Regions from separate parts of the Homo sapiens genome. Here region 1 is linked to region 2. A link is a loop called in an ENCODE intact Hi-C map of the cell type or tissue named here. Cell type or tissue: heart right ventricle. All regions are shown on one strand. Each heading gives the region's core, and the rest is flanking DNA. Links, peaks and the distances in the headings are about the cores only.

The links. A loop is a pair of places that touch in the nucleus more often than their neighbours do. Peaks named below come from ENCODE experiments on the same cell type or tissue, not always from the same donor. Only the 100,000 strongest peaks of a DNase experiment are listed, where the experiment ranks them.
Region 1: it touches region 2 in a loop (2.7-fold over the local background); 12 of 110 quality-filtered maps call a loop at or near these places.

What each region holds. Positions count from the first base shown.
Region 1 is chr15:20,412,202-20,427,874 of GRCh38, forward strand. It overlaps the pseudogene HERC2P3. Among named protein-coding and RNA genes, the nearest start is that of GOLGA6L6, 120 kb to the right of the region's middle. In heart right ventricle, for the core only: no CTCF peak of the experiment used is centred there; DNase peaks (open chromatin) are centred at 6,471 and 8,757.
Region 2 is chr15:20,357,806-20,373,478 of GRCh38, forward strand. No RefSeq gene overlaps it. Among named protein-coding and RNA genes, the nearest start is that of GOLGA6L6, 180 kb to the right of the region's middle. In heart right ventricle, for the core only: no CTCF peak of the experiment used is centred there; no DNase peak of the experiment used is centred there; H3K27me3 peaks cover 273 bases.

The DNA of each region.
Region 1 (15,673 bases), core at 3,783-11,782, 54 kb after region 2:
TGGTATCGCATTGTGGTTTTCATTTGCATTTCTCTGATGGCCAGTGATGACGAGCATTTTTTCATGTGTTTTTTGGCTGCACAAATGTCTTCTTTTGAGAAGTGTCTGTTCATGTCCTTCGCCCACTTTTTGATGGGGTTGTTTGTTTTTTTCTTGTAAATTTGTTTGAGTTCATTGTAGATTCTGGATATTAGCCCTTTGTCAGATGAGTAGGTTGCGAAAATTTTCTCCCATTTTGTAGGTTGCCTGTTCATTCTGATGGTAGTTTCTTTTGCTGTGCAGAAGCTCTTTAGTTTAATTAGATCCCGTTCGTCAATTTTGGCTTTTGTTGCCACTGCTTTTGGTGTTTTAGACATGAAGTCCTTGCCCATGCCTATGTCCTGAATGGTAATGCCTACGTTGTCTTCTAGGGTTTTTATGGTTTTAGGTCTAACGTTTAAATCTTTAATCCATCTTGAATTGATTTTTGTATAAGGTGTAAGGAAGGGATCCAGTTTCAGCTTTCTACATATGGCTAGCCAGTTTTCCCAGCGCCATTTATTAAATAGGGAATCGTTTCCCCATTTCTTGTTTTTGTCAGGTTTGTCAAAGATCAGATAGTTGTAGATATGCGGCATTATTTCTGAGAGCTCTGTTCTGTTCCATTGACCTATATCTCTGTTTTGGTACCAGTACCATGCTGTTTTGGTTACTGTAGCGTTGTAGTATAGTTTGAAGTCAGGTAGCGTGATGCCTCCAGATTTGTTCTTTTGGCTTAAGATTGACTTGGCGATGCAGGCTCTTTTTTGGTTCCATATGAACTTTAAAGTCGTTTTTTCCAATTCTGTGAAGAAAGTCATTGGTAGCTTGATGGGGATGGCATTGAATCTATAAATTACCTTGGGCAGTATGGCCATTTTCATGATATTGATTCTTCCAACCCAAGAGCATGGAATGTTCTTCCATTTGTTTGTATCCTCTTTTATTTCATTGAGCAGTGGTTTGTAGTTCTCCTTGAAGAAGTCCTTCATGTCCTTTGTAAGTTGGATTCCTAAGTATTTTATTCTCTTTGAAGCAATTGTGAATGGGAGTTCACTCCTGATTTGGCTCTCTGTTATTGGTGTATAACAATGCTTGTGATTTTTGTACATTGATTTTGTATCCTGAGACTTTGCTGAAGTTGCTTATCAGCTTAAGGAGATTTTGGGCTGAGACAATGGGGTTTTCTAGATATACAATCATGTCATCTGCAAACAGGGAAAATTTGACTTCCTCTTTTCCTAGTTGAATACCATTTATTTCCTTCTCCTGCCTAATTGCCCTGGCCAGAACTTCCAACACTATGTTGAATAGGAGTGGTGAGAGAGGGCATCCCTGTCTTGTGCCAGTTTTCACAGGGAATGCTTCCAGTTTTTGCCCATTCAGTATGATATTGGCTGTGGGTTTGTCATAGATAGCTCTTACTATTTTGAGATACGTCCCATCAATACCTAATTTATTGAGAGTTTTTAACATGAAGGGTTGTTGAATTTTGTCAAAGGCCTTTTCTGCATCTATTTAGATGATCATGTGGTTTTTGTCTTTGGTTCTGTTTATATGCTGGATTACATTTATTGATTTGTGTATGTTGAACCAGCCTTGCATCCCAGGGATGAAGCCCACTTGATCATGGTGGATAAGCTTTTTGATGTGCTGCTGGATTCGGTTTGCCAGTATTTTATTGAGGATTGTTGCATCGATGTTCATCAAGGATATTGGTCTAAAATTCTCTTTTTTGGTTGTGTCTCTGCCCGGCTTTGGTATCAGGATGATGCTGGCCTCATAAAATGAGTTAGGGAGGATTCCCTCTTTTTCTATAGATTGGAATAGTTTCAGAAGGAATAGTACCAGTTCTTCCTTGTACCTCTGGTAGAATTTGGCTGTGAATCCATCTGGTCCTGGACTCTTTTTGGTTGGTAAGCTATTGATTATTGCCACAATTTCAGCTCCTGTTATTGGTCTATTCAGAGATTCAACTTCTTCCTGGTTTAGTCTTGGAAGGGTGTATGTGTCGAGGAATTTATCCATTTCTTCTAGATTTTCTAGTTTATTTGCGTAGAGGTATTTGTAGTATTCTCCGATGGTAGTTTGTATTTCTGTGGGATCGGTGGTGATATCCCCTTTATCATTTTTTATTGCATCTATTTGATTCTTCTTATTAGTCCTGCTAGCGGTCTATCAATTTGGTTGATCTTTTCAAAAAAAACCAGCTCCTGGATTCATTAATTTTTGGAAGGGTTTTTTGTGTCTCTATTTCCTTCAGTTCTGCTCTGATTTTAGTTATTTCTTGCCTTCTGCTAGGTTTTAAATGTGTTTGCTCTTGCTTTTCTAGTTCTTTTAATTGTGCTGTTAGGGTGTCAATTTTGGATATTTCCTGCTTTCTCTTGTGAGCATTTAGTGCTATAAATTTCCCTCTACACACTGCTTTGAATGTGTCCCAGAGATTCTGGTATGTTGTGTCTTTGTTCTCGTTGGTTTCAAAGAACATCTTTATTTCCACCTTCATTTCGTTATGTACCCAGTAGTCGTTCAGGAGCAGGTTGTTCTGTTTCCATGTAGTTGAGTGGTTTTGAGTGAGTTTCTTAATCCTGAGTTCTAGTTTGATTGCACTGTGGTCTGAGAGACAGTTTGTTGTAATTTCTGTTCTTTTACATTTGCTGAGGAGAGCTTTACTTCCAACTATGTGGTCAATCTTGGAATAGGTGTGGTGTGGTGCTGAAAAAAATGTATATTCTGTTGATTTGGGGTGGAGAGTTCTGTAGATGTCTATTAGGTCCACTTGGTGCAGAGCTGAGTTCAGTTCCTGGGTATCCTTGTTAACTTTCTATCTCGTTGATCTGTCTAATGTTGACAGTGGGGTGTTAAAGTCTCCCATTATTATTGTGTGGGAGTCTAAGTCTCTTTGTAGGTCACTCAGGACTTGCTTTATGAATCTGGATGCTCCTGTATTGGGTGCATACATATTTAGGATACTTAGCTCTTCTTTTTGAATTGATCCCTTTACCATTATGTAATGGCCTTCTTTGTCTCTTTTGATCTTTGTTGGTTTAAAGTCTGTTTTATCAGAGACTAGGATTGCAACTCCTGCCTTTTTTTGTTTTCTATTTGCTTGGTAGATCTTCCCGCATCCCTTTATTTTGAGCCTATGTGTGTCTCTGCATGTGAGATGGGTTTCCTGAATACAGCACACTGATGGGTCTTGACTCTTTATCCAATTTGCCAGTCTGTGTCTTTTAATTGGAGCATTTAGTCCATTTACATTTAAAGTTAATATTGTTATGTGTGAATTTGATCATGTCATTATGATGTTAGCTGGTTATTTTGCTCGTTAGTTGATGCAGTTTCTTCCTAGCCTCGATGGTCTTTACAATTTGGCATGATTTTACAGTGGCTGGTACCAGTTTTTCCTTTCCACGTTTAGTGCTTCCTTCAAGAGCTCTTTTAGGGCAGGCCTGGTAGTGACAAAATCTCTCAGCATTTGCTTGTCTGTAAAGGATTTTATTTCTCCTTCACTTATGAAGCTTAGTTTGGCTGGATATGAAATTCTGGGTTGAAAATTCTTGTCTTTAAGAATGTTGAATATTGGCCCCCACTCTCTTCTGGCTTGTAGAGTTTCTGCCTAGAGATCCGCTGTTAGTCTGATGGGCTTCACTTTGTGGGTAACCCAACCTTTCTCTCTGGCTGCCCTTAACATTTTTTTCTTCATTTCAACTTTGGTGAATCTGATAATTATGTGTCTTGGAGTTGCTCTTCTCGAGGAGTATCTTTGTGGCATTCTCTGTATTTCCTGAATCTGAATGTTGGCCTGCCTTGCTAGATTGGGGAAGTTCTCCTGGATAATATCCTGCAGAGTGTTTTCCAACTTGGTTCCATTCTCCCCATCACTTTCAGGTACACCAATCAGACGTAGATTTGGTCTTTTCACGTAGTCCCATATTTCTTGGAGGCTTTGCTCATTTCTTTTTATTCTTTTTTCTCTAAACTTCCCTTCTCGCTTCATTTCATTCATTTCATCTTCCATTGCTGATACCCTTTCTTCCAGTTGATTGCGTCGGCTCCTGAGGCTTCTGCATTCTTCACGAAGTTCTCGAGCCTTGGCTTTCAGCTCCATCAGCTCCTTTAAGCACTTCTCCGTATTGGTTATTTTAGTTATACATTCATCTAATTCTTTTTCAAAGTTTTTAACTTCTTTGCCTTTGGCTTGAATTTCCTCCTGTAGCTCGGAGTAGTTTGATCATCTGAAGCCTTCTTCTCTCAACTCATCAAAGTCATTCTCCATCCAGCTTTGTTCCACTGCTGGTGAGGAACTGCGTTCCTTTGGAGGAGGAGAGGCGCTCTGTTTTTTAGAGTTTCCAGTTTTTCTGCTCTGTTTTTTCCCCATCTTTGTGGTTTTATCTACTTTTGGTCTTTGATGATGGTGATGTACAGATGGGTTTTTGGTGTGGATGTCCTTTCTGTTTGTTAGTTTTCCTTCTAACAGACAGGACCCTCAGCTGCAGGTCTGTTGGAGTTTGCTAGAGGTCCACTCCAGACACTGTTTGCCTGGGTATCAGCAGTGGTGGCTGCAGAACAGCGGTTTTACTTGAACCGCGAATGCTGCTGCCTGATCGTTCCTCTAGAAGTTTTGTCTCAGAGGAGTACCTGGCCGTGTGAGGTGTCAGTCTGCCCCTACTGGGGGGTGCCTCCCAGTTAGGCTGCTCGGGGGTCAGGGACCCACTTGAGGAGGCAGTCTGCCTGTTCTCAGATCTCCAGCTGCGTGCTGGGAGAACCACTACTCTCACACTTCCATAATCTTTTCAAAAATTACTGAAGGTGAAAGTTAAATCTGCCATTTTGTCTACTTTTTATATAATAACTATTCCAGAATATGACTGAAGAAATAAACTTTGTATCAAAAGATCTAAATTCAGATAGTAGCGTCCCAATCTATGAATGGGAGGATACTTAGAAGTTATCTAAACTCTCTATCAGTTTTCTTATCCATAAAATAAGAATAATGTGGTTTAATAAACCTTTTGCAAAAATTAACATACATGTTGATATATAAAAAGACTTTTTTTTTTTTTTTTGAGACAAGGTCTTGCTTTGTCTCCTAGGCTGGAGTGCAGTGGTGTAATCTGGCTCACTGCAGCCTCAAACTTCTGGACCCAACAATCCTGCCACCTCAGCCTAGTTGTCTTCTTCAGTAGCAGAGAAAGTTTAGTGGGCATTGCCTCTTCACTCATCTCTGACTAAAATGGAAACAACCAATTAAGAATAAAGTAATCCTTTTATGGAACATTTTCATTTTACTATGCAAACATCTGAATTTGAACACATGAAAATCAGTGATAGCCAAAACAGCTATAAAGGATGAAATTTAATGGGGGGAAGAAGCAACATGGTCCTTTTATTTGCAGCTCATTAAACTCACTGGTTGTGTAGTAGAATTCCACGTCTATTATTAGGTTAGTTTGGATTGTGTGTTGGGCACACAATGAAGCAGTCAGATGTATAGACTAGGGCAATAAACACAGGCGAAAGTTGAGAATATGACTTATTTTTCTCTGGGATTTCAAAATCTAATTGAGCAGAAAGACATGAAAAAGGCAGCTGATGTATATTTTCATATAAGAAGTAGTCAACTTAAACACAGGGTGTAATGAGAGAAGGCACTATCTAACACAAACTGGGAGTGAGGGGGGCAGTTGACTGAGTAAGTGGGGAGCATTCAGCAGAAAGTGGCTGCTTGCATAGTATGAGGAGACTTTATACCAAAACAAAGATGAAGGTCATCTAAAGAAAAGAATACAGTGGTAGAAGTGGAAAAGCTTATTGATACATACAATCCTAGATAAGAGTCCAATATGGCCCAAGAGGAGGTAAAATAATTAGTCTCCTCTACTCAGCTCTGCAGTGCTGTAGACTCTTCCAACTTCAGGTTTATTACTGTCGAAAAGAGAAGCAGAGGCTACCTAAGTGGGCCAGAACACCTACCACATAATGAGTTAGGCTGTAAAAATGGTATTATCACTAAAAATTTGACATCTACGAAGTTTTTATGTGTTCTCTATTCATAACATTTTTAGGGCATAAGGATAGACAAATGTCTTTCTAGAGATTACCTGGGATAAACACTAGTGTGGCAGGATTAGCAAATGCTCATATTCCAGGGCATCATGCTTCCACCCCATTTAAATAATCTGATTGTTTCATTACTCTTGAATCAGCTAGCTCTTGCAATTGCTAAGACTGATTGTAAAGGAGTTCAATCAACATGTCTTTTTCAAAAATAAAAGTAAAAATTTCATGTTTGGCCTGGCATGGTGGTTCATGCCTGTAATCCCGGCACTTTGGGAGGCTGAGGTGGGAGGATCACCTGAGGTCAGGAGTTCGTGACCAGCCTGGCCAACATGGAGAAACCCCATCTCCACTAAAAATACAAAAATTAGCTGGGCATGGTGGCACGTGCCTGTAATCCCAGGCTGAGGCAGGAAAATCGCTTGAACCTGGGAGGCGCAGGGTGCAGTGAGCCAAGATAGCACCATCGCACTCCAGCCTGGGGGACAAGAGCAAGACTTGCCTCAAAAAACAAAACAAAAAAAAAACCCGTCACGTGTTGTTGTTACAACATTAGGGCAAGCTTTCTATAGAAGAGTAATAAAAGGCCACTAAACAATTACCAAAATCCTGCTACTCAGAAATGAAACCAAAATACACACATTGTTATTATTTAGTGAACAGCATTCTTCATATTTCTCTGTGGAGACAGACATATGAATAGACATGTAAATAAACAGAGTAATAGATCAATTCATACAATCCCACAAATGAGATTCTGTACCACACTACGTTATTTTTACTTTTATAATATTTAATTTAATGAATATAATAAAGCAGAAGTAAAATTATAGCAAAAATTATTCTGGCACAAAAAAATTTAATTCTAAAATGTAGTTCTAAATTAAAAACAGCAAAAGCAACAAAAACAGAAGATAAAAATAAGAGTATTGTGTCATTTTTTCTACAATTCAACTTGAAATAGTGACTTCATATTCATATTTAATAGAAGAGGATATAATATTTGTACCTCTATTCTCCATATGGATCGATTTATTTTGTTATATTGTTAAGTTTACATTGCCAATGCTTTAAACAGTTATTCTCCTTTAACCATGATTGACAAAGATTTTGTTTCATTCTAATTTAATTTCAATATTTAAATAGAGGGTAATTTTCAGCATCATTCATTTCACTGAATCTTCACATTCTTGAGTCTGTTATTTTAATTTCTGTCTGGCTTGACGTGTTTTCAAGTCAAGAGTGAGAAGTAAAGCTCCTCGGTGTTTTCTTCCATTACACTTGCAAGAACACATGACTGGCTTCAGAATTCTAGGGTCACATTCCTTTCTGTCAGAATTTAGCCGTCACTGCCTCACTGCCTTCCATCCAGCATGGAGCATTTCTGTGGAAAGTCTTCCACCCTAGAGGCCTCCATTTTGATCAGTTTTGGCTATTTATTCCAAAAATATACTGGACTTCAATTCTTCTTACTGATTTGTTTTCCTTTAGCAATTGTATTTCTTAATTTTCAAAAGCTTTTATGTATTTTATTTTTTGAATTTTTTTACTTGTTACAGCTTCCTCTACCTTTGAGATGTATAGGTGTTATAGATTTTCTCTCTCTGAACATAACTGCATATCATTTTTAAAAGTTTTTTCCCAGGCCTGTATTGTATCTTTTATTATAGATTTACTTGTAATTATTATTATTATTATTTTTACCTTGATCCCTGCCTTTCATGTTTGAGGTTACTGTCAAATCTCGGTTGTCTATTCATTTTTAAGATAGAGGAACTGTAAAACTTATTGGAGATGGTATTTGGGTGATGTTACATGTCTGCTTGTGAATTTCTCTATACTTATTACTACCAGTGTATGGATCTGAACAGAAGAAGTTATGAGAGTGATTTACAATTAATGTAAGTACAGTGAGATTTTACCCTTCTGTTTGGTAGACCTTATTCTCTTGTTTTGTGAATTGTGTCCCTACACCTGGCCCTTCTCTTGACATATTTCTCCAGAGAATAAATATCTAGCCTTATGCCTCATTCTAGAAAGAACAGGTACTGGACTCCGTGGGATGTAATTGGGAAATGGAAGCTCTTTGTTTCTTCTGTGAACTTTCACACCAGCCACCACCAACTACAGTAGTACTAGTGCTCATTCCTAAATTCATTTGTTCTGCAAAGTTGAATTGCTTGTTTCTTACTAGTTTCTGCAATTGTTTGAGGCTTTTTCACTCACAAGTTAGAGAATGAGACTTCAGCTAATTCTTTACTGTGTCTCCTTCTTGTTCTGTGTGTTTTTTGAAGGAGAAAGAAGTCAAAAGTTCTCTATCATCATAAAGTCAAAAATTCATATTTTATTTGTTTTGCTCTTTTCTTCGGAAACATCAAATTTATAGTACATATTGCTTTTCTTGTCATTTCTCTCCATTTTGTAATTTGTGTATGCAGAATTCTAAGATGACCTCTAAGAGTTTCACCCCCTGGTGTGTATGTCCCATGTAATTCCAACATCAAGGATGAGCAGACCTGTGACTATGAGGGATAGTTACTCTCATGAGTATATAAAGCTACATAAGACTTCTTCCTAGCCCACTGGAGAGAGATGCTTCTGCTGGTTTTGAGTAAGCAGCCATGTTGTCACAGGGCGTGGCCAACAGCCTGCAACAACACAGAGACCTCAGTCTTACACCTGTAATGAACTGAACTTTGCCAGCAACTGGATGAGAACTACAGGAAGCCAGTGCCTTAATGGCAGAATGATGGGCTCCTTAGCAGAAGACCTACATAACTCAGGGCTGGGCTCTGGACCCACAGAAATAGTAATTTCCGTGTTGTTTTGTGTTGTCTTGTTTTAAGCAACTACGTATGTGGTGATGGGTTATGTAGCAATGGAAAACTACTACCACACTTGATCATATAATTTTATTCTCCTGCTTTAACTTGATGCTATATGTTATGGCAGGACCATCTTTCCAATGGAATGTACTATATGCTCTGAGGCAGCCTACTCATGTGACTTTAATTTCCGTAATGGTTATAATATTTTACTTTTGTTGTAAGCTTCTCAAATTTACTTTTTATTTTTTCAAATTGCATGGCTTTTTAAACCCTATGTCTTTTTTTCCAACTTAAATTGTTGTAATAATATCATTCGTTTTCAATCATAAGGGAGTATTTGTATGAAATCTTCCTTCGTTTCTTGAGTGATTTCCTTTAGAATGTGTGCTCTTCATTAACCTATTGATTATCATCCTCTCCTCATCACCACCATCAATCACGCTTCTCTCTCCACCCCTTTCCCCAACTTTCACTCTCAGGATTTCAGAATATGTCTTCTCACTTCCTTCAGTCATTTGCCTATTTTTTTAAATTACTCTTTTATTTTAGATACAGGAGACACATGTGTAGGATTGTTACATGGGTATATTGGTCCCAAGTAGTGAGCATAGTACTCAGTAGGTAGTTTTTTAACCTGTGCCACTTTCCTCCCTTTTCTGTCTAGTTGTGTGCAGTATCTATTGTTCCCATGTTAATTTTCATGTGTGCTTAATGTTTAGCTCCAACATATACATGGGAATATGTGGAGTTTTGCTTTTTGTTCCTGTATTAATTTGCTTAGGACTATGGCCTCCAGGTCCATCTATGTTGCTGCATGGGACATGATTTCATTATACTTTATGCTGCATGGTATTCCATGATGTATATGTATCACATTTTCTTTATGCAATTCATTGTTGATGGGCACCTAGGTTAATCCATGTCTTTGCTATTGTGAATAGAGCTGTGATGCACATCTATATGCATGTGTCTTTTGGTAGAATGATCTATGTTCCTTTGAGTACATACCAAGAAATAGGATGACTGGGTTCAATGGTAGCCTTGTTTTAAGTTCTTTGAGAAATCTCCAGACTGCCTTTTACAGTGGCTGAACTAATTTACATTCCTACAAACTACAAATGAGGATTCCCTTTACCATCTGTTGTTTTTTGACTCTTTAATAATAGTCATTCTGACTGGTGTAAGATGGTACCTCATTGTGGTTTTGATTTGCATTTCTCTGATGATTAGCGATGATGAGCGTTTTTTTCATGCTTGTTGACCATTTATATGTCTTCTATTGAGGAGTGCCTGTCCATGTCCTTTGTCCATTTTTTAATGGAGTTATTTGCTTTTAATCTGTTGATTTAAGTAGATTATGAATATTAGACCTTTGTTGGATGCTGATATGGTTTTGCTCTGTGACACTCGCAAATCTCATCTCAAAATGTAATCCCCACATGTCCCAGGAGGGACCTGGTGGAAGGTGATTGGATTATGGGGGCAGTTTCCCCCATGATGTTCTCATGACAGTGGGTGAATTCTCACAACAGCTGATGGTTTTAAAGTGTGGCACTTCCTTGTTTTCTTGCTCTCTGTCTCCTACCACCAGGTAAGAAGTGCCTTCTTCCCCTTGACCTTTTGCCATAACTGTAAGTTTCCTGAGTCCTATCCAGCCATGGGGAACTGGGAGTCAATTAAACCTCATCTTTTTTTTTTTTTAAATAAATTACTCAGTCTCAAGTAATGCTTTATAAGCAGTGTAAAAACAGACTAATACAGATACATAGTTAATGAATATTTTCTCCCATTCCATAGGTTGTCTGCTTATTCTGTTGCTGTGCAGAAGCTGTTTAGTTTAATTAGGTATCACTTGTCAATTTTTGTTTTTGTTGCAATTGCTTGGGGACTTAGCCAAAAATTATTTGCCAAGGCCAGTGTTGACATGAGTATTTCCTAGGTTTTACTCTAGTGCTTTTATAGTTTGAGATCTTACATTTAAATATTTAATCCATCTTGAGTAAATATTTGTATTAGTGAAAGATAAGAATTTGGTTTCATTTTTCTGCTTATGGCAAGCCAGTTAACCTGAAACATTTATCAAATGGCAAATCCTTTCCCTATTGCTTGTTTTCATTGACCTTGTCGAAAATCAGATGGTTGTAAGTGAGCAGCTTTATATTTTAGCTTTCTATTCTGTTCCATTAGTCTATGTGTCTGTTTTTGTATCAGCACTATGCTGTTTTTTCACTGTAGCCTTATTGTTTGAAGTTGATAGTGTAAGGCCTCCAGCTTTGTTCTTTTTGCTTAGGTTTGCATTGGCTATTTGGGCTCTTTTTTGGTTCCACATAAATTTTAGAATAGTTTTTCTAATTCTATGATAGGTTGATAGGAATAGCATTGCATCTGTAAATTGCTTTGGGCAGTATGGCCATTTCAGTGATATTGATTTTTCATTTCTATGAAACATTAAAACATCCCATGAGTATGGAATGTTTTCCCACTTATTTATGTCACCTGATTTCTTTCAGCATTGTTTTCTAGTTCTCCTTGTAGAGATTTTTCACCTTCTTGGTTACCTGTACTCTCAGCTGTTTCATTTTCTTTGTGGTTATTGTAAATGTGATTGTGTTCTTAATATGACTCTCAGCCTGGATGTTATTGGCACATATAAATGGTACTGATGTTTTCTACATTGATTTTGTATCATGGAACTTTGCTAAAATCATTTATTAGTTCCAGTAGCCTTTCTCCTGCTTGATTGCTCTGGCTCTGACTTCCACTACTACGTTGAATATGAAATGGTCAGAGTGCTTGCCTTTTTTTCAGTTCTCCAGGGGAATGTTTCCAGCTTTTGCCCATTCAGTATAATGTTGGCTCTGGGTTTGCTATAGACGACTCTTATTATTTTGAGTCATATTATTTTGATGTCTAGTTTGTTGAGGGTTTTTATCATGAAGTGATGTTGAATTTTATTGAAGTTTTTCTGCATTTTTTGAGATGATCAGATAGTTTTTGTGTTTAAATCTGCTTATGTGGCGAATCATATTTATTGATTTGCATATGTTGATCCAACCTTGCATCCCAGGAATAAAGCCTACTTTATCGTGGTGAATTAACTGTTTTATATGCTGCTGGATTCAGTTTATCAATATTTTGTTGAGAATTTTTTGTCTGTGTTCATCATGGACATTGGCCTCAAGTTTTCTTTCTTCATTGTGTTTCTGCCAGAGATTGAGTTTGAAAGGATTCCCTCCTTTTTTTGTAATAGCTTCAGTAGAATTGGTACCAGTTTTTCTTTGTATATCTGGTAGAATTTGACTGTGAATCCATCTGGTCTAGGACTTTTTTGGTTGGTGGTAGTTTTTTTTTATTACATATGATTCAATTTCAGAGTGAGATATTTCACTATTCAATGCTTCAATCTTTTCCTGATTCAATTAGAGACTGTGTGTTTCTAAGAATTTATCAATTTCATCTACAGATTTTCTAATTTGTATGCATAGAGTTGTTCATGGTATTCTATGGGAAACTTTTGTAATTCTGTGGGATCAGTTATATTATCTTTGTTATTTCTGACTATACTTATCTTCTCTTTTTTTCATTGTAAATCTAGCCGTTAAATAGCAGTCTATTCATCTTTTCAAAGAACAAACTCTTGCTTTTTTATTATTTTTTCTACGGATTTTTCTATCTCAATTTCAGTAAGTTCTCTAATTTTAGTTATTTTTTTCTTCTGCTAGCTTTTTCTTTTCTAGTTCCTTTAGGTGCAAAGTTAGATTGCTAAATTGAGATCTTTCTAACTTCTCGATTACTGTATTTAGGGAAATAAACTTTCCTCTTAACACTGCTTTGGCTGCATCTCAAAGATTTTGGTAAGTCATATTCCTGTTTTCAATATTTCAAAGAATTTTTCTTAAATCTACCTTTATTTTGATGTTCACCTAAGAGTTATTCAGGAGTAAGTTGTTTAATTTCCCTATATTTGTGTAGTTTTGAGAGGTCTTCTTGATTTTGATTTCTATTTTTATTTCACTGTGGTCCAAGAGTTTGCTTGGTATAATTTCAATTTTTTGAATTTATTGAGACTTGCTTTATGATTAAGCACGTGGTTGATCTTAGAATATGTTCCATGTGCAGCTGGGAAGAATATATATTCTGTGGATATTACCTGGGGTATTTTGTAGATGTCTATTAGGTCCAATTGTTAAAGTGTTGAGTTTATGTCCAGAGTTTGTTAGTTTTCTTCCTTAATGATCTGTTTAGTGCTGTCAGTGGGGTGGTGAAGTCTCCTGCTGTTATTGTTTGGTTGTCTAAGTGTTTTCATGGGCAATGAAGAACTTGTTTTATGAATCTGGGTGCTCCAATATTGAGTGTATATATATTTAGTACAGTTAAGGTTTCTTGTTTGATTGTACCCTTTATCATTATGTAATGCCCTTCATTGTTCTTAATTTTTATTGGTTTAAAGTCTATTTTATATAAGAATAGCAACTTCTGCTCTTTTTTGCTTTCTGTTCACATGGTAGCTCTTTCTCCATTCTTTTGCTGTGAGCCTGTGGTTGTTCTTAATGTGAAATAGGTCTCTTGAAGATAACAGATGGTTGGGTCATTTATCCAGCCTGCCACTCTGTGTCTCTTAAGTGGAGCATTTAGCCCATTTACATTCAAGGTTAGTATTGGTATCTGTGATTTTAATTCTGTCATCATGTTGCTAGCTGATTGTTATGTAGACTTGATTATGTGGTTGCTTTATGGCGCCTGTGTGCTATGTGGTTAAATGAGCTTTTGTGGTATGACTGTCATTCTTTCTTTTCCATGTTTAGCACTCCCTTAAGGACCTCTTGTATGGCTAGTCTAGTTGAAACATATTCCCTTAGCATTTGCTTCACTTCACTTTTAAGCTTAGTTTGGTGGGATATGAAATTATTGGTTAAAATTTATTTTCTTTAAGGATGCTGAAAATAAGCTACCAATCTCTTCTGACTTGTAAGATACCTGCTGAGAGGTCTGCTGCTAGCCTGATGAAGTTCCTTGTATGTGACTTTACCCTGCCTTTAAGACTTTTTTCTTTAGTGTTGACCTTGATGAATATTGTACTATGTGCCTTGGAGGTAGTCATTTCATGTCATATCTATCTGGGGTTCTGCGTGTTTCTTGGATTTGTATGTAAATCTCCCTAAAGAGATAAGAGGAATTTTCATGAAGTGTATCTTCAAATATATTTTCCAAGTTGCGTATTCTCTCTCCTCTCTCAGGAATGACAATGAGTCATAGATTTTTTCGCTTTACAAAATCCCATATTCTTGGAGGTTTCACTTTTTTTTCCCATTTTTTTCCTTATTTTTGTCTGAGTTGACTTAAAGAACAAGTCTTCAAGTTTTGAGATTATTTCCTCAGCTTGGTCTATTCTGCTGCTAATACTACTGATTATTTGATAAAATTCTGATAATGAGTTTTTCAGCTCTAGAATTTAAGTTTGGTTATTTCTGAAAATGGCTATTTTATCATTCAGCTCTTGGATTGCTTTACTAAATTATTTGAATTCCTTGCACTGAATTTCACTTTCTCCTGAATCTCAATGGGTTTCCTGGCCACAGATTCTGCATTCTGTGTCTGTTATGTCAGTCATTTCAGACTGGTTAGAAACCATTGCTGGGGAGCTAGTGGATCATTTGGAAGTGAGGGTACACTCTGACTTTTTGGATTGCCAGAGTTCTTGTGCTAATTCTTTCTCATCTGGGAGGGTTGGCATTTCTTTAACTGTGGTGTAAGTTGAGAATAGTCAGTTGGCTTAATTTCTGAATGCTTTTAGAGGCCCAGGGCTCTTACAGAATCTTTATGTGTGGGTAAATTTTTGACTTGGTTTCACAGCTGTATATATTAGCAGAATAAAATTTAGGTGTTGTAGTTTGGGTGGCAATCCAGTGAATGAGGTTTAACAGTAATGACTGGTAGCTAGGTTAATACCTGGTCACAGGGCTTTTTTGTACTTCTTGAGTTCACAGATATGCTCTGCAGTGATATGGAGTGATACGGTTCCCTCAACAGATCTGCTTGTAAAACTTGAGAGAGCTCCCTCTGATAGCTGGTGCTGTGCCCACATTTCTTTTGTTAGTTTTTCTGAGCCACATGGTCTTCTTGGGCAGAAGCTGTGGCAGGGAGATATGCCACATGCTTTTTGGACTGGACCTGAGAAGGGAGGCATGTTCCACTCTTACCCCAGCTCAGGAATCCGTGCATCTCACCCCTCTCACGGCTCTGAGATTGGGGCCTCTTTCTCTGTTTGAGTGCCAGCCACAAATCTTGGTTCCATACTCCCAAGCTGCACACTACAGCCCTGGGGACACTGGGATATCCCATGGCTTGGGTTTGGGTTCTTGCTGCACTGGGGGATACAGTGTGCTCCAGGGTCATGAAGAAAATATGTGGGTGCAACTACACACTCAGGCTGACCTTCCAGGGCTGCACTATGCACCTGCTCCTACAGGGCAGCTAGGCATGGACCCTGGGAAGGGCTGGTAGGCAGAAGGGCTTGCAGAGTAGATGCACCCCAGTCGTGCAGGAAAGCTGGCCCAACTCTCTCCTGGCTTGGAGGTCAGTAGGGGTCCATGCCTCCCAGAGGAGAATGGAAATCCCTGGGGAATGGGCATCTATGGCTGCTCTTGCCTGCAGCAGTCCAGCACACAAAAGCTCCTGGGCTCTGTGCTGTCCAAAGTCTGTCTCTGCCTGCTCCCTAGGGAGATCCCCCTGCCAGCTCACACATCCATGGTCGCGTAAGGTCCCTT
Region 2 (15,673 bases), core at 4,179-12,178:
TGAGCAGGGGCTTTGGGGCTGCTGGACCTTGGAGGCAGATCGGGGGCTTCTGGTGTCCCTATGTCTTGGGGGCCTGGTGTCCTGAGGGCCAGCGCCCCCCGGCCTGCACTGGGACCCTCCATGGAAGCAACTCCTCTTTCATCTCAGGCACTGGGTGTCCCAGGGCCAGGGAAGGGGCTGCGCAGCACCTCAGGAGCCCAGAAGAGCTGCCAGCCAAGGAGGAGGAGCTGGGGGGAGCAGAGGCCTGGACCAGCTGGGATGTTCCCATCCGCGTGTCCCTCCCGCCCAGGCCACATGGGCAGGGGAGGAAGAGGGGAGGAGGAGGGGAGGGGCCCTTGTCCTCCCAGAGCCTCTCCCTTCCTCTCCCTTCCTCTCCTCCCTCTCCCTCTGCTCATCTCATCATGAGACAGCTGGCGAGGCCCTTCGGCTGCCCTGGAGTGCCCCTGCCCTGGCCAAGCTCTTGCTGCCCCCTTCTCCTGGAGGTGCCAGATGGGGCGGGCCCAAAGCAGCAGAGGTCTGGGCCCTGGCTCCAGCTCTGTCCCCTCCCGAGGGCCCTGGAGGAGCTAGGAGGAGGGCCTAGCAGGGCCGGGCAGATCGTGGGCCGGGAGAAGGGGTTGCCTGGGGAGACGGACCGACTAGCAGGACAGATGGTGGGCCAGGCAGGGGTCCGGAGCCCGCCCCATCTGCTCCAGTCCCTGGTGGGACTTTTCTTGTCCACCTCGGGCTGAACTGGGATGGGCTGCGTGGGTGGCTGTGGCCCAGGCCGGATTCTGTCACACTGGGTCCTCTGTCCCTGGGGCACGGCCAGCCGGGTGCTCATCTGGGGTCTTGAAGCCCCCTCCTGGCAGCTGGCACGTGGCTGGAGGTCATCATGTTTCGGGGGCTCCTGAGGGTCTGCGGGCCATGCCTGAGCAGAGCCTGGGGCGCGTCCCGGGAACGAAGCCGCCGCTGCAGATGAGGGGCTTTGTAGGTGGGTGGGCGACTGAAGCCCCCTGGAGGGGCTTCCTGGGGTCCAACGCCGAGAGGGTCCGGGACAAGAAGATGCTCAGTCACGTGTTTGTGCTGCAGGTGCACCCCCAGCCCAGGCGACATCAACGGCCAGCCCCATACGCGTGAGGATTGCGGCACCAGGGGCGCTCAGGATTGGGCCGGGCTGCTTCTCAGAAGAGGGGACATTGAGCCCAAGCAGGCTGCACTCCTGCTTGGACGGAAGGTGCATGGGTGGGGAGGGTAATCACACCAATAGAGACATGGATGGACTTGTGCAGAACATAAATACTCTCTTTGCTTATGTCTATGTTACTCAAAGGAACCATGGAAATAACAAATTCCCAATTACAATGCAGTAAACTTTAAGAGGAGCAGAGTGAGCTTCGCTCTTTTATGGTTGGTGTATTTCCAAAAAACACTTTCTTCTTCTTTCCCAATTCTTTTTCTAGTTTCTCCTAAATTGGTGTTTCTTTAGATGGAAGCCGTGTCTCAGACCATAAAACACTAAACCTATTTGAAGCACTTACGTTAATTATTCTATTCATAAAATCTAGGTTGATCCATCTCATAGCAAAATCCGTTAGTATAATTTTACCTTCTTCTTTTTAAAAAGCCAACAAACTATAAGTGGTGCTTCTATGTAGAAATATATAAGTAGAACTGAGTTTTTACTTATAGAACTTATATCAAATGATGATAAGCAAAGTATTTTTATTCTATAACCTGGATTTAAAAATATATAATCTCTGCAATATATATTAAAGAAACTATAATTAATTTTAAGAAGTCAAATGGGGAAAAAAACAAAACAAAATGTTCCATCCTTAGACAGATGACCTATAATTTATTTTATTTGATTCAAGCTATATCTTTAAATAGTAGTATCAGGATCACAAGTCATTTTGAAATGTCATAAAAATGTTCCAAGTTTGTGTTTTAAAGGACCTTAGAGGGACTATTTGTGGTTTTGTACTTTCTTTGTTCAGTGATCCACTTGCAGGTTATTCTGAACCTCCTTGGGAAAAGATGAAAGTAGGATGGCATTTTGGAAATGATTCTTCATTCTGAAACCTCCTTGAGTGATAGACTAGATGAAGTATAGTTATATATTTGGCAGTAGAAAGCAATCTCTCCTGTCAAATTTCCCATTCATTTTTATTTCTGGATTTATTCTTTCTACTTTTGCTCAAATACCAACACATAAAGAGTGTCCACAGATATAGGCTCTAATAATGCACTGTGGGAATTTAACACATTTTAAAAGACTGAAGGATAGTAAGAAGAGAGTTTTTAACAGATTCCTTATGGAGGGAAAAGAATATTGCTAGATGAAACAAAAATGGAAAAAAATCTTTTATTGATAGATATAGCTTATATTTTCTTCCTTTACTCCTAATTGAATTGTGAATGTTTTATTATCAAAATTCACAAAATTTTGATAGAATGTGCCAAATATTTCCTGAGTTACAATTTCTCATTTAGAAACATTTGCTTTAAATTCTCATACATATCCAAAACTGTTCTGTTCATTTTCCTGTTGACTACTTTTTCTACCTTGACTTGAGATACTCCAGAAGAGATATCCTTGTTGTTAACAAGAAAATAAGCTAATATAAAAGGGATAAATTAAAGTTAGATTATAGGCCATATACTAAGAACTAAAAAATTGAGTTTGGTGGAAACATAAAGATTATGTAGTTAAATGCTCACAATTTTCCCTTATATCACTAAATAAACAAAATAAAAATATTACAAAGGGTTAAAAAAACAGAAAAGATGCCTGCAACATTTTTAGTCAGATACATATTCGCATAGATATTTCCATATATTCATAGAAATATTTAGCACCATTTCTTTGAAAATAAGAAAGTATAAAGGAAGAAATTGATTTTGACATTATCCTAGAGAGTTTAAATGGATCCTAACCAAATACAGACACAAGTCAAACAACACTGACCATCCAAGCATTTTACACTGATCAAGATAATGCAAAAAGGTTGAACTTATGACAAATACAGAAATAAGAAATTTGTGTTATTTTTTAAAGAAATAAACTGTCTGTGATTAACCTTTTTCCCATTTATGAAACTTAAATGACATATCATTTGTTTGTAAACTGCAGGCAGGGTGTTTAATTATATAAAAATGAAACACATTCTGTCTTTATGGAGTTTATGGAAAAAAGGTAATACAGATTAATTTAGGGTAAAGTTTTAAAAATTAATCATTAATATTGGAGAAACAAGGATCAAAAACATCTAAGTAAGCTGTAGCTCAAATAAGAAGGCATAGACCCATTTCTTCCTGCTCCCTCTCACTAGGCACAACCTTAAGCACTGCAAATGGTACAAAAAGCAAATAAAGGAGAACTCTGCAGGTGGTAAAAATAGAAGAGCTGGTGTGGGGACCCAGGATTTGAGCAACAACACAACATCAAGATGCCTTGTGTCCTCCCACCTGAGAGGAAGGCCATCCATATCCAGTACTTCTTTCCCCCATGACATAGTAGCAGAAGGCAGCCCAGATAGGCCCATTGTTTCTCCAGATCAAACAGTAGCCCCCAGCATAGCACCAGCTGAACTTAAGACATGAGAGTGCATCTCCTCACCCACCTGTCCTGAGACTTCTTTTTTCTACCAAGAGATACTTAGGCTACAAGACAAAGAGCCTGCAGGAGAGACTGAACAATACCAGGCAACTTAGTAGGTCATGGAAGCCTCTTTGTCCTCATAGGACTGAGATTCTCCATTCTTGATCAGATGTATTAGACCATTTCATGCTGCTATAATAGAATACCACTGACTGTAATGTATAATGAACAGAAATTTATTTGCAGCAGGAGCCAATCCTTCTCATCAAATTTCACATTCATTTTTATTTCTAGATTTATTCTTTCAACTTTTGCTTAAATGTCCACATTTAAAGAGTGTCCACAGATACAATATAGGCTCTAGTGATGCATTGTGGAAATTTAATACGTAGTGAAACACTCAAGGATAGTACAAAGAAAGCTCTCTTATTTTTACTACCTTCAGGGTTCTCCTCTATATTTGTCTTTTCACTACTTCTAATGCTTAAGGTTGTGTCTCGTGAGAGACAGCAAGAAGAAATGGGTCTATGCCTTCTTGTCCGAACCACGTTTCATTTAGATGTTTTTGATCCTTGTGTCTTTTATACTAATGATGATAAAAGAATCAATCAACTAGACATAAAAATTCTAAATATGTACCGACCACGAGAGCGTATTCGCAAAATAACATGAAACAAAAACTGATAAAGAGTTGAAAGCAGAGATTCACTACTGTAATTGCAGACTCCAACACTGATAATAATGATAGAATTATTAGAAAATCAGCAATGACCTGCAATATCTAGAATATATGCACATTCAGCTAAGAAGATCTAACTGCCACATAAAAACACTCCGCTCAATTACAGCAGAACACACAATTTTTTTCAGACCTTCATGGAATACTCATCAAGATAGATCATAGACATAAGTAGACATTAATCAAGCCTCAACAAACTTAAAAAAATAGTTTAAATTGTGTTATGTATTTTTTGTGATACCAAACTAGAAATAAATAACAAAACAAGAGGAATCTGAGAACATGTGGGAAATAACGTATTTTTAAATGATCCATGGGTCAAAAAGGAAGTCTCAAATAATTTAAAAACAAATACATAGATGTGAATGATTTAAAAGATACAAAATATTATGTCAGATAGAACTAAAGAAGCGATTAGAGAAAAACTGATAGCAGTGCAGGCTTACATTAAAAATGAGAGGTCTCAAGTTGATAATCTACATTTCTATTAACAAAAGTAGAAACAGAAGAGCAAAATAAGCTCAAAACAAAAAGAAAAAATAATAAAAAATCAAAGCAGAAATCAATAAAATTGAGAACAGAAAAGCAATAAAGAAAATTAATATAACCAAATATCTTTCAAATATGTTTATCAATAAAATTAATAAAACTCCAAAAATACTAAACAAAAGTAACAAAAAGACAGCTATTGCTCATGTCAAAATTAAAGTAAGAAATAACGCTCTTGATTCTGTAGCTTTTAAAAAGATAAAGAGAATAATACGAACAACTTCATGCTTATAGTTTCATCAACTTAAACGGACTAATTTTTTGAAAACACAAACTATCAAAAATTACCAAGATAAAATTAACAATCTAAAATAGCTCTATTTCAATCAAATCAATTATTAATTAAAAGGTCCTGAAAAATAAAATTCCTGGCTGAAATAGTTTCACCGGAGAATAGTAATAAACATTTAAGAAGTAATTATTACTAAATTTATACAAGCTTTACCAGAAAATAGAAATGAATTGAAAATTTCCTAACTATTCTTATGAAGTATTACACCAATACCCAAGCCAGTGTACAAAAAAGAAAATAATTGATTAGTATTCCTCGCAAATATAGATATAAAAATCATTAACAAAATATTATGAAATAAAACTCAATAATATATAAAAATAACTACACACATGACCAAGTGTGTTTATTCCAGCAATACAAGGATGGTTCAACATTACAAAATCAGTCATTGCAATGAACAATATCAACAGGCTAAAGAAGAAAAATCAGATGATCATATCAATTGATGCATAAAATTAATTCAGCAAAAAATAAATATATATAATAAAAAACTCTTAGAAAATTAGGAATAGAGGAAGACCTTCTCCAAATTTTAAAGAACAGGTAAAAACCCTACAGCTAAGATTATACTTGATGATGAAAAACATCCTAAAATCCTTCCTAAAATCAGGAATAAGGTGCTATAGTTTGGATATATGTCCCTGCCAAATCTCATGTTGAAATGTAATCCCCAGTGTTGGAGGTGGGGCCTGGTGAGAGGTATCGGGGTCATGGGAGCAGATCCCTGATGTCTTGGTGCTGTCCTCAGGTTAGTAGGTGAGTTCTCATGAGATCTGGTTGTTTTAAAGTTTGTGGCACCTCCTTCCACTCTCTCTTTGGCCACATGACCATGGCCATGTGATTCTGCTTTGGCCATGTGACATACCTCCTCCCGCTTCTCAGGGAGTAAAATCTCCCTGAGAGACCCCCAAAGCTGAGCAGTTGCCAGTGCCGTGTTTCCTGTACAGCCTGAAGAACCGTGAGCCAATTAAACCTCTTTTCTTTATAAATTACTCATTCTCGAGTATTTCTTTGTAGCAACATAAGAACAGCTTAGCACACAAGGTAAAGATGACTACTCTTACTTCTCTTCTCAACATAGTTCTGGAAGTCCTCAACTAGCACAATAATGAAAAGAAAGGAAACAAAAGGTATACAGACAAGAAAGGAAAAAGTAAAATTTTTTTCTATTTGCTGATAACATGATTGTCTGTGTTGAAAATCCTAAAGGATCTATCAAAAAACAGAGCTAATATAAATGATGCCAACAAGGTCACAAGATACAAGATAAGCATAACACAATCAATTTTTCATTCTAGATACCAGAATGTGCCCATGAACACTGAAATTAAAAACACAATGCCATTCACAACACTCAAAAATGAATTATTTAACTATAAATCTAACAAAACTGTGCAAGACTTTTATGCTGAAAAATATACAACAATGATGAAATAAATTAAAAATCCTAAATAAGTGGAAAGACATTGTGTTCATGGATTGGAAGAAACAGTATAGTAATGATGCTAATTTTTTCTAAATCAATGCACAGGTTCAATGTAATTCTTATCCAAAATAGCCCACTTTTGTATAAATATAGAATTATCACTGTAAAATTTACATGCAATGCCCAGGGAACTAAACTAGCTAAAACAATTTCAAAAAGGAAAAATAAAAAGGAATGAATTATTGTATCTGATTTCAAGACTTATTATCTACATACATTAATTAATATTATGTGGTACTGACACATAAGCCAATGGAACAAGGTAGAGGGCCTGGAAACAGACCCATAAAATATACCTAACACACTTTTGAGCAAGATGCAAGAACTAAACTGAAAAATGTTCTTTTCAGGAAATGGTCCTGCGGCAATTGTATATGCATAGACCAAAAGGAAAAAAAAAACAAAAGAAAAATAATCTCAGCCTACATTTCATATAACATACAAAAATTAAGTCAAAATAAATTATATCCTTAAATGTAAATATATAGCTAAAAAACATGTTTAAACTAAAAGAAAACAAATCTTCAGGATCTACAGGAAAGCTACAATTTCTCAGACTTGACATCAAAAGCACAATACATAAAATAAAAAAATTATAAACTATAAACTTTCTCTTAGTGAAAACCGGTGTGCAAAGGATAAACAGACCAAGGTACGTATTTGGAGAAAACATTTAAAATTATATATCTGAGGAAGGACTAGTATTTAGAACATAAAAAAGACCTCTCTAACCTCAACAAAACAAAACTATACAGATTGCAAAAGGTCTTGTAAAAATGAACTCGAAAAACCAATTAGAATATGGGCAAAAGACATAAAGAGACATTTCAGTGAATAGGATATGCAGATGGAAAACAAGCATCATATCAACATCATTCATCACCAGAAAATTGCAAATTAAAACCACAGTGATATATTATTACCTAATACTACAAATCTATTACAATGGCAAAAATTAACAAAAAAGTGACAGCAGCAAATATTGCCATTTCTGTAGAAAAACTAAATCACTCATATATTTCCTGTGAAAATGTAAAATGATACAGCCGCTATAGAAAACAGCTTGGAGCTTGGTAATAAAAAAGGTATACAACTATTATTCAACCTAGCAAATTGTACTCTTGTGAATTTCTCCAAGAGTGGGGAGAAAGCTCTGTTCACAAAAGCCTATTCAACAAATATTTATAGCAGATGTATTCATAATAGCCAAAACCTTTGCTCAATCAAGATGTACTTCAGTAGGTGAATGGTCAAACAAATGGCAGTACATATGCACCATGGAATACTACTTAACAATTAAAAGGAATAGATCATTTATGTACATATCAACTTAGGCAAGTCTCCAGAGAATCACACAAAGTAAAAAAATACTAACCCCAAAGTTTATATTCTGTATTGTTCTATTCATGATGAAATTTTAGAAATAGAGGATAAGTTTAGTGGCAACATTTAAAATGAGTGGGAGAAATGGTGGGAGGTGTGTATGGTTATCAAAGAATAGAAAGGATCCTGACGTTGTTAGTGTTTAGCATTTTTACTCCTATTTGTGGATAAACACACCTACTCATCTTAAAATTGTATCAGATTTAATACACACATATATGTGTGTAAGTAAAACTGGGTAAGTCTGAATTAGATCAATGGATTTTATTGATATTAATATCCTGGTTATGCTATTATGCTATGGTTACGCAAAATGTCACCATTAGGGGAAACTGGATGAAGTATACAAGGGATCTCTCTGTATCGTTCCTTCTATCACGTGTGAATCTACAATAATCTCAATTAACAAATATGCTGCTCATAAGTGAGAGAGGTTCATATGCCAAATATTTCCAGAAAAAAAAGTACTAAATTCATGATACTATAAGGTTTAAACAACGAAATAATTTATAATTACATAGGAAAGAGGATTTTTTAAATTTAAAACTCATCAGGATCTGGCATTTTCACAAGGAAAAAGGAGTAAAATTAGCTGTACTAAGTATGAAGTCAGATGTGAACTATGATTATGACACAAACATCATGTTTTATTTTCAAGGTCAATCCTGGGTGAGTATTTGTCTGTGGCCTAGTATCAGAGACCCACGCATCAGGTACAGGTAGATGGATTAAGTAGAGGATTGAACAGAATAAACTAAAATAAAAAGATATGAAATAAATACATGCCTCAGGCAGTGAGAAATCTCAAATATTCTGGAGTAACACAATGTTTCTTATGGTGATGATATAAAAATATATCACTAAGATTATAATATACTGAGACGCTGCATCACCATTATCCCAGAGCTACAGTATGAGTGGCTGATGAAGAGTAATGAAATTTTAATTAGCATTTTGGTAGCAGAAGATCAGTTCAATAGTCATTTTCATTTAATTGATAGCCTTTTGGAAGCTGGGATGCTTGTTTCATGCATGGACCGTCGCTTACCACCTGCAGGGTTTATTTGTATGGCTAGCTATTAAATCTCACCTAAAACCATCATGAAGCTAAATGCATATCACTTCTGTTTTAAAGTGCATTTCAAGGAAAAAATTCAAACATTTAAAGGGTCATGCTCTGTAATGGAAAAGAAGAAAACAATAGCTTTTTCTATTCAATATGAACCTTCATGGAGAAAATTTAGAAACTATTCTAATTTTATGCTGGTTTAATGTTTAAATAAGCACATAAGTACATTTCTTAGAGTCCAATACTAGTACTTGAGGTAGAAATGATATTTTTAAAAAAATATTCTACGGATATGCTTTCAGGCATACAGTGGATATTGTTAACTGCCAATCCAGTATCATTCTTGTTTTTCTCCTTCCAAACAGAATCCCTTTCTCTTTTCAAACAGAAAGGTCTTTGAATATTCACCATTTTCACAAGTCTGTGCATCTTATTCAGCAGCTACTGAGTCTAATCTCGGCTCCAGAGAATAGTTGGAGAAAATTAGAATGATTATATCTTCCCTTTCTGTATTTGAATCAAGAATGGCATGTCATCTAACCCAGAACAATAAAACAATATAAATAGTTGATTACAGCTTCTGTGGAAATCCTCTCTGGTATTTTCAAGGGGGAGGGTCTCAGTTTCTACACAGAATCTGCAAAAGGGCCATCCTACCTTCTAAATCTCTTCAGCAGTTTCTTAATCTAGTGAAGACATTTCATGTAGGTACATGTACTCAGTCCTGTAAAATGCCATTTATATATCAAACAATACTTGGATTGATAATCAACCATTCAATTTAAATATATGAAGATCACTGAGGACCTTGATAACATTAATTTCCTTGAGGTATTGGAAACAAAAGCTTTATGTAAAGCATTCAAAAAGATTCAGAGTGTTGGTGGCAGGGAGTGGGGGTAGAGAGATCATTAGAAAAAATAGGTAATGCATGCTGGGCTTAATACATAGGCCATGGGTTGATAGGTCCAGCAAACCACTATGGCACATGTTTACCTATGTAACAAATCTGCACATCCTGCACACGTACCCCAGAACTTAAAATAAAAATAAAACAGAAATAATTGGAGACAACCAATATCCATCAACAGATGAATGGATACACTAAATGTGTTAAATAGACATAAAGTAATATGATTCAATCCCAAAAAAGTTCTGATATATGCTACAATATGGCTCAACCTTGGATAAATTATACTAACTAAAAGAAATGAGACACATAAGAATAAATGATGTAACATTCCATTTACTTGAAATATTTACAATAAGAAAATTCAGAGAGAAGTTCCCAGGGGCTGGGGGAGAGGGAAACAGAAGTTATTACTTAATGGGTGCAGAGTTTCTGTTGGAAGTGATAAAAAAGTTTTAGAATAGATAGTGATGATGGTTGCACAGCAATATGAATATAAAATGCCACTGAGCTGAATATTTTAAAATGATTAAAATGACAAATTTTATGTTTTATATATATATATTTCACCATGATAAAACCATTTAGACTATTAATGTAGATAATTCTCTGAAATAATTTTCTTTAAAATGAATAAAAATATTTAGTGCTAGTTGAATAAGTTCAACAAAAGACTTGAAACTATAAAAGTAAAAAGATATTTAATTCCTATAAAGACACTTAAAGACAGCGATAAATCATGAATAATGGCATTTTGAAAATGTGACAGAAGAGAAAATTCAAAGAAAAACTGAAAGAAAAGTGGAAAAAAAAGTCCCAAGAATAGGTTTTCCCTTGAAAAAAAATATCAGAAAGAGCTATTATTTTTTAGACCGGACAAAGTTGGCTCTTTGGAAGTAATGAAGAGGTGGGTCTGACTGTATTACATACATATCAATGTGAAGAACAAGAGGTGTGTGTGGCATGTTAAATCATCCTGTGGACTCTATTGATAAGTGTTTTTATGTGGAGTGAATATATTATGAGGCTTGAAGTTACTAGACTAAAAATGCTATGAAAGGTTATTCTAATTAAAACCCTTCTAGAAGTGTGAAAGAAGTCACTGGTGAAGCACTTGCTCAAATGATCAATTTAATTCAGATTAATGAAATCTACAAAGCCACAAATAAAACAGAAGATATAAAATATTAGAAGATACCACACTTACATGCTAGATAACCAAAAACAAACTTCTTAGACATAAAATGCCAATAAATATATTCATTTACTCTTAACAAATTAAAACATTTTTTAAAAATATTTTTAAAAATTAATCAATTTTAATTTATTTTATTTTTAATAAGAGAAACATTTATGCTTTTTTGGGTAGAATCAACAATTGTTTAACAGATTCTTTTTTTCCTGCCATCTCATGTTGCTCTGACTCAAATTAGGGCTGAAGATATTTGAATATTTGATTGCACCACAATATAAAAAGGGCTAATATAGATATAAACCCAGAAGAGAAAAACAAATCAGAAAATGAGGCTCTCTGGGGTGGGTTATATTTGTTTCACGTCTCAAAGTATGAATACACAACAACTTAAATTTAGCAAACATTAAAGAAGAATCTATGTAGTTAGTCTTAATCCCTAGGAGTAACAAAAATTACAAATACATCATTTATGAGTGGTAAGTGCCATTTGATACTTGTGGAATAATTAACATTACAGTACAAAAAACAGATCAAATCTACATAATATTATTCCTCACACCTTCTCCTTTTAAATTATAAAATCACACTTGCTTATGTGACAAGATTTTGAGAGACTTAAATGAGATAATGTATGTAAGTGAAACTGTTATTCACTCTTAATGGCCGCACTGGATCTTGCATTGGTTATTCATTAAAGAACCACTCAGTAAGCACCTACGTACAAGGCCCTGTTTTAAGAACTGATGACACAGTGCATAAAAGCACTTTATGCATAAAAGTACTTCTCTGCATAGTACCTTTTTATGCCCAAAAGCACTTCTCTGCATAGTTTATATCTTTCCTTCTGTCTTCGTTTAGTCCCAATGTTTCATCATGAGATTGCAATAAAAATTCTCAATTTCCCCCTTTATTATTTGTGAAAATTATGGACATATTTGTAGCCATGATCACCTATCACTTTTCTACTAACAACAGAGCTAGACTATGAAATGGCTTCAACTGTATATGTATTAGCAATTATATGTAACTATAAATTACATATAAAATAATTGTATATGTACATTTTATGCTATGCATTAATCACTTTTTCCTTTCTCAAAAATTTTATACATAGCTTATGACTGTAATTTATAATAAAATATATACACAGTACCCTAAACTCACATTATCTTTGCAGCAGGGGAAATCAAAGAGAACAAAATCAAGATTCTTCTCTTTCCCAGAATTTTATATATATATACACACATATATATTCCTGTATAAAACAAACAATATCTGATAAACCATGATAGATAAAATCCCAGGTTATTTTTTGATTGACTCTTTCTAAATGTTGAATTGAGTTCTCATAAGAAGGCATTAATATAAATTTTTATTATTACTACAACTTATACATTACCACTACAACATTGAACAAATATTACTAGCATCAATATCACTTAATATTTTTAATGTTTATTTGACCAGTTAACTTTGTTTACATGAATTGAAGTACTCATCATTCAACATTTAGCAGATTTTTTAATGAAAAATAAAGACAATAAATAACATATTCAATACAACTTTCATTTATCACCATTATCGAAGACCTACTGTGGACTTCACACTGGGTTTAACATATTTTATTTATTCCTTGATAAATTAATTACATTTTAGCTAATATTGTTAATGAAAATGTTGAACAGTTTCGCAGTGCTTTAAAATAATCTACGTAGCATATTACATTTACAATGACATGAAAACTTCTAGAAACTTTTAACCAATAGTTCTATTTGTCATCTCAACTTTTTGAGTAGGACAGTAAAATTCAAAGGGATACAATGATTTGCGTAATTCCACACAGCTAGTGTATGGTGATGAAGATTTGAATCTAGCTGCTCTCAATTGTAACACTGCTCTCCTCTCATTATACCTTACTGACATTTACTAAGAGCACTGAATCTTTCTGTACAAAGCCTTCCACTATTCTTATGCCTCCCCTATTTACCTAATTAATGTTTATAAAATATAGACAGTTTTAAGTGTATTTTTAGTTATTTTTATTTTTTTAAGTATAAGAAACTAGCCAAGTTAAAAAAAAAGCATTACGATTGAAGTGTTTACAACCTTTGGTAATCTGAATATTTTCCACATCCATTCCAAAGATTATGTAGGTGAAAGGTATTTTAATGTTAATTTTCAACTGGTAATATGGGGTAGTCATGTAGCTATCATCACTGAAAGAGGCATATTTTTTTTTAAATAGAGACTTTCTAAAAGAATTCTATTTTCATCAATATAAATTGAAGTGATTGCCATTTTCAACTATAAATCATTTACACTGTGTTTTAGGAAGCAGTACTTGTTCCTGTCATGATTCCAGTCCTTGACATTGCCGCTGATCATTAAACCCTGTATCTCCTTGTATTCATATAATTCAGACAGCTACCTTGGCAATGCAGGATGTCACATTTTCACAGTATTCATGAACATGGAATGGGAGCCTCCAATTTCTGTAATCAAGATATTTGAGAGTTGATGTGCCCAAGGTCCTCTCTTTAATCAGCTGTGGTACTTCCCGCCCTGAACTCAAATTATCCCTGCAACAGGAGTAATCAAGGCAGAATAAAATCCAGGTTATTCTCTTTGGCCCAGTTTATCTCTCTACAGCCACGGGGAAGGCTGATGCATCAATCAAGTCTCCAAATAAAAAGGTAATTATTTCTTGATTTCTCTGGAGCAGATGCAATGAGAGCAAGGTTGCTTCTACTGGGAGTCCCTACTGTGTTGCCAAACAGCAGCAGTTATCTTAGAAGACAGAAGCAATTACTTGCAAGATGTTCTTGTCTTTTTAGGTAAGGCTGAGTGCTAGTCATTAAAATTCATCTGGCATTTGAGTAACCACTACAGGCCAGGCATAATGCTAGATATTTTTATATATATGTACATATTTTATATACATATATAAGTTAAATTTCTTTTAAATTTCAGACATTTATGAATGCACTCACATATGCACAAAAATATTAACACTGTAAGGTTTGAATCATCTTCAAGTAAGAGTGAGGAAAAGCTCAGTGAGTGAGTGAAATGACCAAGGTCACTGAGCTAGTCAGCAGCTCAGTAGTACTTCAAACTTGTGTTTCTATCATCTTTCCACTACGTTTTTATTATGAGCATGTGGTAGTTTGCAAAGCCTTTTTCTAATGCATAACACACGCACTGATATATACACTACAACAGCTTGCCGTTGTCATCTTAAACGCTTAGGACAGCAGTTCTAATCTTCTCTTTGTCCTAAAGGGTCCTTGGTGACAGGGGGATCACCCTGGATGTTAGCCTAAATTATTCTTTCAAACTTTATTTAACTCCCAATCTCCCATGTCCAAATGGTATAAAATATGTGAAATTTACCAATTAGCTAAATTTAGCATTCCATTTCTTCTTGATATCACTTGAGGGAAAATATACATTATATACTTAGTCTAATCATTGAATTAATATAATTGGATTACTGACTACCCAGATGGAAAGAAGGATGCCATCACTGCTGATGTATAGTACAGGCAGCCCCTGACACAAGTAACAGTGTAATTCTTGAACTAGGGGAGGGTGCTACTGACATCTAGTGAGTAGAGGCCAGGGATGCTTGTAAACATCTGCAATGCATTAGACAGCACAACAGAGAACTGTGCTGCACAATTTTGCCCTGAGAGGGCAAAGTGATGTTGGATGAGGTAATTGTCTTCATCTCATGAATTCCTAAGAGACAGCATGTACATGAATAACTGATTCATGCAGGTTTATGAAGACTCAGGTCCTTTCTGTGGCCCCTTATAGATCTGAGGGGCCCTCCAGATACAGACACCATCAGCTGAGAAAAGAATTCATTAAGAATGAAAACTGCTCCCTTGGCCCAATCTTGTTTTCTTTTCTTCCCTTTCCTTGTCTTTTACAGGAAGGACAGGAAGCAAGATTGGGCAGAGGAAGCAGTTTTCATTTATTAGGGGATTATTCTCAAAAATAGTCTCCCAATAAATCTTTTGCATGCTAATTCCCATATCAGGCCCTTCTTCTTCTGGAACCTGACCAAAAAGGGCTGGTATCTGAACTGGTCTCAGAAAGCAGATGCTAAAATGAGATTTTGCAGTTGGATTATCCACTGCCCTGTTGAAAATGAGGACACTGGCTGGGCGCAGTGGCTCACGCCTGTAATCCCAGGACTTTGGGAGGCCGAGCAGGGCGGATCACAAGGTCAGGAGATCAAGACCATCCTGGCTAACACGGTGAAACCCCGTCTCTACTAAATACAAATACAAATACTAAATACAAAAAATCAGCCTGGCGTGGTGGTGGGCGCCTGTAGTCCCAGCTAATCGGGAGGCTGAGGCAGGAGAATGGCGTGAACCCAGGAGGTGGAGCTTGCAGTGAGCCGACATCACACCACTGCACTCCAGCCTGGATGACAGAGCGAAAAAAAAAAAAAAA